Linked DNA regions of Mus musculus: region 1 is linked to region 2. The links are chromatin contacts, found by Hi-C or POLR2A ChIA-PET in ENCODE. All regions are on one chromosome and are shown on one strand. Each heading gives the region's core, a stretch centred on a gene start or an enhancer-like site at or near the end of the contact. The rest is flanking DNA. Distances are from core to core; before and after follow the strand shown. Region 1 overlaps Chst11 (carbohydrate sulfotransferase 11). Region 2 overlaps Chst11 (carbohydrate sulfotransferase 11).

The links. Hi-C counts contacts between places; a loop is a spot of excess contacts on that map. ChIA-PET counts read pairs that join two places held with the same protein, here RNA polymerase II (POLR2A).
Region 1: a map of regulatory T cell shows a loop between it and region 2 (2.1-fold over the local background). The contact joins two enhancer-like sites. A Hi-C loop is called at or near these places in 1 of 37 maps with a recorded cell type or tissue (regulatory T cell). POLR2A ChIA-PET finds 5 or more read pairs at or near these places in 1 of 5 experiments (Patski).

What each region holds. Positions count from the first base shown.
Region 1 is chr10:83,160,445-83,164,120 of GRCm38, reverse strand. All of the region lies in intron 2 of Chst11 (carbohydrate sulfotransferase 11), which reads right to left. Among named protein-coding and RNA genes, the nearest start is that of Slc41a2, 180 kb to the left of the region's middle. Within about 2 kb of position 1,889, at least 1 of the 3 ENCODE cell types and tissues checked has a DNase peak (open chromatin) inside an H3K27ac peak, as active enhancers do.
Region 2 is chr10:83,104,043-83,107,644 of GRCm38, reverse strand. All of the region lies in intron 2 of Chst11 (carbohydrate sulfotransferase 11), which reads right to left. Among named protein-coding and RNA genes, the nearest start is that of Chst11, 120 kb to the right of the region's middle. Within about 2 kb of position 1,364, at least 1 of the 3 ENCODE cell types and tissues checked has a DNase peak (open chromatin) inside an H3K27ac peak, as active enhancers do.

The DNA of each region.
Region 1 (3,676 bases), core at 640-3,139, 56 kb before region 2:
GGCTGGGGTTCTGGGACCCCAAGAGGGTAACTTTGTCTGAGGACAGAGACTGTTTTGAATTATGAATTAATACCATGTGGACTTTCTGGAAAAAGACCAGGAGAAACGGGTCATGGGCTTTATCTGAAGAGGGTTATGACTCAAGCCTCCAGAAGAGAGGGGGGAGAGGAGAGGGGAGGGGAGGGGAGGGGAGGGAGAAGGAGAGGGAGATCACCAGAATTTGTGCTGGATCTGAGGTATCCCCACAGTATGGGCAGGAAGGCTCTCCTCCTCCTCCTCCTCCTCCTCTTCCTCCTCCTCCTCCTCCTCCTCCAGGGAGGCTGTCCCCCCTCCAGCCCCCCTCTCGCTCTCATGTTTTTCCTCTAGACTCTTAGGCTCACACCATATCAGCCGGTGCTGTCTTATGGCTTCATCTCCTCACCTCCGTTCCATCTGTAATCAAGTTCCCGCCTGGAGCCAGGAGCTAGGCCAGAGTCCCATTGACCCATCAGGATCTGCTCAGAACTGGCCCCCAAGGGACCACTGTAAATACACATAGCAGCTAACGGCTATGGAGGGGCACTGCCCCGAACACTTGTCACACGCCACCCCACGGATCCTCAGAGCCATGCCCTGTTGGGCAGGGAAGTGAACTAGAACCAAGTCAGGATGTCGTGGAGGTTGTGAAGAGCACACAGCAATCCTGGCATAGAGGCGACTTTGCCAGGACTCACCCAGAGCTGGGTGGGTCCCCTAGAAAGGTGTGAACCGGGGAGCGATATGGTCCAACATGTGCTAACAGCTCTGGCTTCAGCAAGGAGGTGCTTAAGTGGGAGAAAGACAAATTTGGATGAATCCAGCCCAGACTGAATGCCAGAGACTGCAGTGGCGGTGTGGGGAGCCATGTCCAAGGCCTCTATGCATAGCTGAGCATATGGCCTGGCAAGGGGGGGGATCAAAGTGAGGCTCTAAGGGGGTTCCTGTGATAGCTGGGAAGATTGGTTGGGTTGGCAGTGTGGGGATGGAGTGGGGCTGATCAAGGGTTAAGGTATGTCACATGTGCGGCTCAGGAAGATGACAGGAGGCAAGGCGAGAGGCCAGGAGGCTGCTGTGGAGTCACACACATACTATGGACAGTAGGTAGCAAGGACTCATTTGCTCCTGGATCCAAACTGCATCTGCCCTGAACACGATGAAATCAATTCATGGGACATTTATATCATACTCAGTGGTACTGGAAAGCTCGAGACTCTACAGGAGGATGTGTGTAGGTTCTATGCAAATATAATTACATTTCATACCGGGGACAAGTGCTTCTGTGGACTTCAGTATCTGAAAGGGTCTCAGAAGCCACCCCCATCAAATAAAGGAACTACTGTTTTCTGTGTCCGTCTGTCTTTATTCGAGGTGGAGAAGACACAGACAGTTACAGGGGAGACAAGGTTTTGGCCCTGTTGGTTATGCAGGGACAATGGCCTAGGGAGGGCCAGATGATTAGGAAGGGGCTGGAGGGGCTGAGGCCTGTTGTCCTTTTTATCATCCCTAAGGACTTGAGGAAGCCATGCATCCAGGACGTCAGTGGGAACAATCACCGGGCTGTCTCCCCTGCTACCTCAGAGTCAGGCTATTCCCAGAAGGCAGTACTCTGAAGTTGTGGGTTTAAGAGGAGGCTTGAGGCTCAGTACAAGGAAGGGGGCAGGTTCCCATCAGATCGGAATTGTGTCCAATCGCCTGGGATCCATTATCGATTCTTGTGACCTACTGTCTGCCCTGGGAGGAACATTGAAATTGGACTGTCAGAGCTAGCCTAGCCAAGATGAATAGCAGGAGAGCAGTTAATGTTTCCAGCATGCTTGAAGACATTGTGCAGGGCAGGGAGGAACTGGGCAAGGGGCCCAGGGAACAGGCGAGAGACATCTGCCCCACTGGCTGGGAGCCCTTCAATCACTGGGGCAAAGAGCTATCTGCTCCTTGGAGCTTCTGAGGGGCAGAAGGATCCCCCCAGCGGCCCAAACACATGCATCTTCTTACCGAAGTCTGAGGCTGGGCCCGGGACACACCCCTATACCCTAGCTTCCACACCTACAGGTTAGGGCTGTTGTGTAATCGCACAGCATTTTTTTAATTCAGCAGAACAGCACACACCAGTGCTTTGTAAGCACTGCTAGCTACTGTTTTAACTTATTAAGCTTCTAGAATGTGCTGGCCTCAACTGAAGCGAGGCTGAAGTTAACACGATCATGGGGGGTGGGGGTGGGGCTTCCTGTGATAGACACTCCCTCCACCACCAGCCTTTGAAAACTAGATCCGGCATTTCCTGAGGCCATAGGTGATACAGGCCTCTAGTAACAGCAGAGGCAGGCAGATCTGAGTCCGTCAGTCTGGACTGCACAGCGAGTTCCAGGCCATCCAGAACTATATAGTGAGACCATGTTTTATAAAAAAAACAAAAACAAAAAAACCTGGTTTCTAGAATGAACAGTGACTTTGGTGACCATATTACAAGGTGTCTGGAACAGTGCACATGGCCCATCGAGGTGTGCCATCTGGCTTCCATGAACAAGAACCTCTGAGTCCCATTCTGACCCCCAAGTCAAGGTGAAGTGGGCTTGGGAAATTCTGAAAATCTTTGACTGGAGATGGCTGATATGCAGGGTCACCTTGTCATCTGTCTCACCAGTGTTCGGAGTATGGGGCTCCACAGCCTTGCCTGACCCCACCTGAACCAAATACACTGATGATGCAGGTCGTGGCTCCCACATCCCAAGGTTGGTCCTGGAAGTGCCTCACCAGCAACTCAGGGATATCGACTCCTATTCATACTCATGTGTGAAAGATCTGGACCCCTACAGGGGCTGCCATTGCCCCAGACTCCTCAGGCTTTTGTGGAATGGGAAGCCCCCCATCCCGCTCCCCACCACCTCCATGCCACTCTTCCAACGGGTGAGCTTCATTCTGGGCTTGCAGGGAGCACGGGTGTTTGGATTTTAACATCAGTGCTGCTGCTGCTGCCGCCTTCTCCTCCTCCTCCTCCTCTTCTCCTCCTCCTCCTCCTCCTCCTCTTCTCCTCCTCCTCCTCCTCCTCTTCTTCCTCCTTCTGCTCTTCTTCCTCTCCCTCCTTCTGCTTATTATTATATTATTATTATTATTATTATTATTATTATTATTATTAAACCAGATCTTCAGTACTGATGAAATGAGACATGTCTCACTGTATGAATAATTTTGGGGGGGCACATCCAAGGGCTCACCTGCCCCTTTTGTAGAGAGAACCACGTTAGAGCAGGGCCCTTCCAAGCAGGGAGATGGAGGTTTACATTCCGTTGTAGCAATTACTAGCAGGTTAGATTCGGAGCAGCTGTTCCAGGACTTTCGAGCCTCAGTTTCTCCATTTTGTCAGATGAGCGTTGAAGGGAGTCCCTGGGGGTTTTATGTAAGGGCCTGACCAGGGCAGGCATCTTGTGCTTCCTGCTTGACCAGGTCCTCCGATGACCCTTTCAAACCTTACAGCTGCTGAGATCAGCATCCCTGTACTGTGTCTCTCCTTAGATCCTGCTGTAAGGCGTGCAAAGCATGCCTTCTGCAGGCACAGGATGAAGCTGGTTAGGGGAGGGGGCAATACTGCAGTAAGGACAACCGTGAGGGGCAGGCACCGAGCTGTCCGCCTGACGTACCTCGCCCTCACACGGCCCTTTCC
Region 2 (3,602 bases), core at 115-2,614:
GACATTTGCCTTTTCTTCTGAACCTGGGGCCCCTCTGGTTTCTCATTGTAAGGCGAGGTCATTTCTGTAGACTCAGAAGGGTTTACACAGCTGCTTAGAGACAAAGCCAGAAATACAGGCTTCAAAAGTTCACTTTGATTTTGCCTAGTGCTGAGGCTTACGCAGCACCTTGCCTTCCCGTGTGTGTTCATGCTGTGTGTGTGTGTGTGTGTGTGTGTGTGTGTGTGTGTGTGTGTGTGCTCACGCATGCGCACACATAAACACCAATGTCAGACGTCTTCTTCAGTTGTCCAAACATTTCCTTTTGAAATAGGGTTTCCCACTGCACCTAGGGCTCTCGGATTTGAGTAGATAAACTGCCTGTGAGCACAGGGACCCTCCTGCCACCAACCCTGCCCAGTGCTGAACTTAAGGATGTGCACTGCCACACCTGGTTTTCACATTCTGGGGACACTCCTGTCCCCATTCTCACCCAGCAAGTGCTTTATTGTACTGGTCTTCCTACCAGCCCCAGAGGCAGGGCTTCTAAGGATATAATTAAGATAGGAGAGGTCACAAAGACCTGGTCCTTGACTGTCTGTAGAAGGAAAGAAGAGAGACACAAGAAGTGCGGGCACACTGGCAAGGCCACGAGGACACAGCTGGAAGAAGGGTTCATGGGAAACCAGCCCTGTGTTCATACTTTTAGCTTTCACAAGCCTGAGAAACCAGCTCCCCCATGAATGCCACCAGTCCTGGGCACCTTGTTATGGTGGTCACAGTCTACCACAGCACCTGAAAACAGAGATTTCAGTTCAAGCAAGCGGCAGGCTGCTGCCAGGCTCTGCCTGCCCAGATACCACCATACAAGTAGGCACAATTACGGTCTTCCTTTTGTATCCATTCCTTATTCTCTTCCTCCTTCATTCATCTATTTGGTAACTAGGTAACAAGCACCACTCATTCATTCATTCATTCATTCAACAAATATATCCCAAGCATCACACAGCTTTCTCCAGAATCCCCTGGATTCCAAGAAAGCCCAAATGCAACATCCAGGAGGCCCATGTGTGATTCACAGACCACCCACGCTTGACCTCTAGGGATCCGACCAGCGTGTCTGGCCCCTCTATCTCAGCTTCCCTGGCTGTGACAGCCACTTAATACCTATTGTTTCAAGCCATCTCTTTCCTGTTCTCCTCCTGCCAATTATGCACTGACCCCCTTTCAAACCTCAAAATTGAGGCTTGAATGTAATTGCTCCAACAATTTCCCTGTAGCTGGGCTAGAGCACAGCGCATCTTAATGAGATGCAGGATTGCTCTGTGCAAGGCTTCTCTTTGCCAGCACTCCTAGATTCTGCCTGGCAGCTCGTTCCCACCATCCTCCGTAGATGGGGGCCCCAGCTTCCACTGACAGTGAGCGCTATGTTCTGTGCTCTCCAGAGCCCTCATTCATACAGTCTCTCTGCTTGCTTGCCATTTTCAGAATGAACAGAGACTCAGATAGATGAGGCTCCGTGGATTGAGCTGCATCTCAATCCGCAGAGGCAATCTTAGAGAGGCCAGTTTCTCCAATCCCAGAATAAGCGCAATGGAGCCAAAATTAAACAACTCTTTCTGACTTCATCTTGCAACCACAGGTGGCAACACTGACTGGCCGGTGCTCAATATTTTAGCACACCAAGCTCTAAAGATTGTGTGCAGAAGACAGAGCTCAGAGTGACTGGAGCCTAGGACATGGGGAGGGGTCCTGTATCCTTCTAGAATCCTCTCCAGGGAACTACCTGACATCCAAGGAGAACTCCCATCAACTCCCTGTCTCCCAGGATCACGTGGTATTCTAACCACGTCTGTCTATCTTTCTCTTAAAGGCCCCACCCCCTGCTGCACCCCATCATACAGGAGACTACATGGGGACACACTGCCGCCAAACCATTAGAGTCACCTGCTGCCCTCACAGGGCTGCATCTCAGTGGGGCGGGCCTTGTGAGTGCTCTGGGAGCCTGGGAGATGCTACAAAACCATGATAAAACAGGTCTTAACACATTTTACTGGGGATGGCCACAGGGGTTAGTCCTTTTCTTAATCAATCTCTCTCTCTCTCTCTCTCTCTCTCCCCCTCCCTCCCCTCCTCTTCCTTCTTTTCCTCTTCCTCCTTGTTGTAGCTGTTGTCCTTGTACCAGGCCCAGTGGTGGCACCTCCCACCTGCAGAACCTCATCTATAGAGTGAGTTCATGCAAATTTCCGGCACTGTCTGTGTTTTGCAGACAAGGCAGACACTTTAACTGTATCCCTGATGTTCCCTGCAGGTGTGTGAGTGGTAATGAGCCTGTGTGAGGGTCACAGATGGGACAAAGGCCTGGCTTTGCTATCTGTGCCTTTTCACGGAGCCTCAAATGATCCTCCCAGGCCTCTCTAATGGAGGCAGGAGGATTCTCATGGTGGTTAGCAGCAGACAGCCTCTGACTTGCTGTTTTCCCTCAGGGGTTTTCACCTTTAGGGTAGGCTTTGGGACATAAACCCATGGTACACAGGGCATTGGTATTCCCATGTTCAGGAATCAATGGGCTGTGGGACTCTGCTCATCTGAGATCACAGGCAATGCCTCCCCAAGCATCCCTTGGATCTGACATGCAGGGAATGGCCTCTTAGCTTCAACTGCAAAGGTGTGTGGGCAGATGAGGTTTCTACAGCTGCTGCAGCTGACTACCCCAAACCCTGTAGTTTAATACAATATGGTTTACTCTCATGGGATTCTGGAGGTCAAAATACTAGAGTCAAGGTGTAGGCAACAAGGGAAAACCCACTCTACCTTTTCCTGCTTTATTTATTTATTTACTTGCTTACTTAATTTTGAGACAGCCTCTCAGAGTGCCCTGGCTGCCTCATACTCTGTAGGTGAGGATGGCCTTAAACTCCTGATTCTCCTGCATCAACCTCTCGAGTGCTGGGACTACAGGCCTACTCTACCACACTTGGTTTCCATGGTGCTAGGGATCAAACTGAGGATTTAATGAATGCTAGACGTGCTCTGTACAAAACTAGCTGCATCCCCGCCCAGTCTGTCTGTCTGACTGTGACAGCCTTGTCTCCCTCCATCTTATGGTTTATGACACACAGTGTATCTGCCTAGAGAGTCCAGGACAACCTGACCTTAAAACTCCTCCTTGTGGCTGCCCCTTAGTCACAGTGAGCAGTATACTCCCGTGATGTGGGAGGGCATTCTGCCCACCAAGGCTTGGAAAGTCATCAGCCACAGACCTTGGGTTCTAATGACCGGCGTCTAGGTCAGGGAAGGCACGCATGCCCGCCTCCCGTTCCCTGAGGGCGTAAGCAGCCCAGGGTTCTTGAAGGCTGCTCAGCTTTTGATTCTCCCTAGGGTCCTCTGCCTCAGCATGGATGAAGGTGCCTCCCAGACAGTTGTCTGTGTCCTGTAGCTTTTGTCCAGGATCCCCCGAGCAAAGCCTGAGGTCAGGAGTGAAGGGCTTTCCAAGGTTTGTGTTGGATTTGGACAAGCGGGCAAAAAAACGGAAGGGGATCCTGATAGAGACAGGGCTCTCTTAACTGCTGGCTCGACCACACCTGCGCAGTAATTGGATGACAAATGGCAGCAGTTTGCCT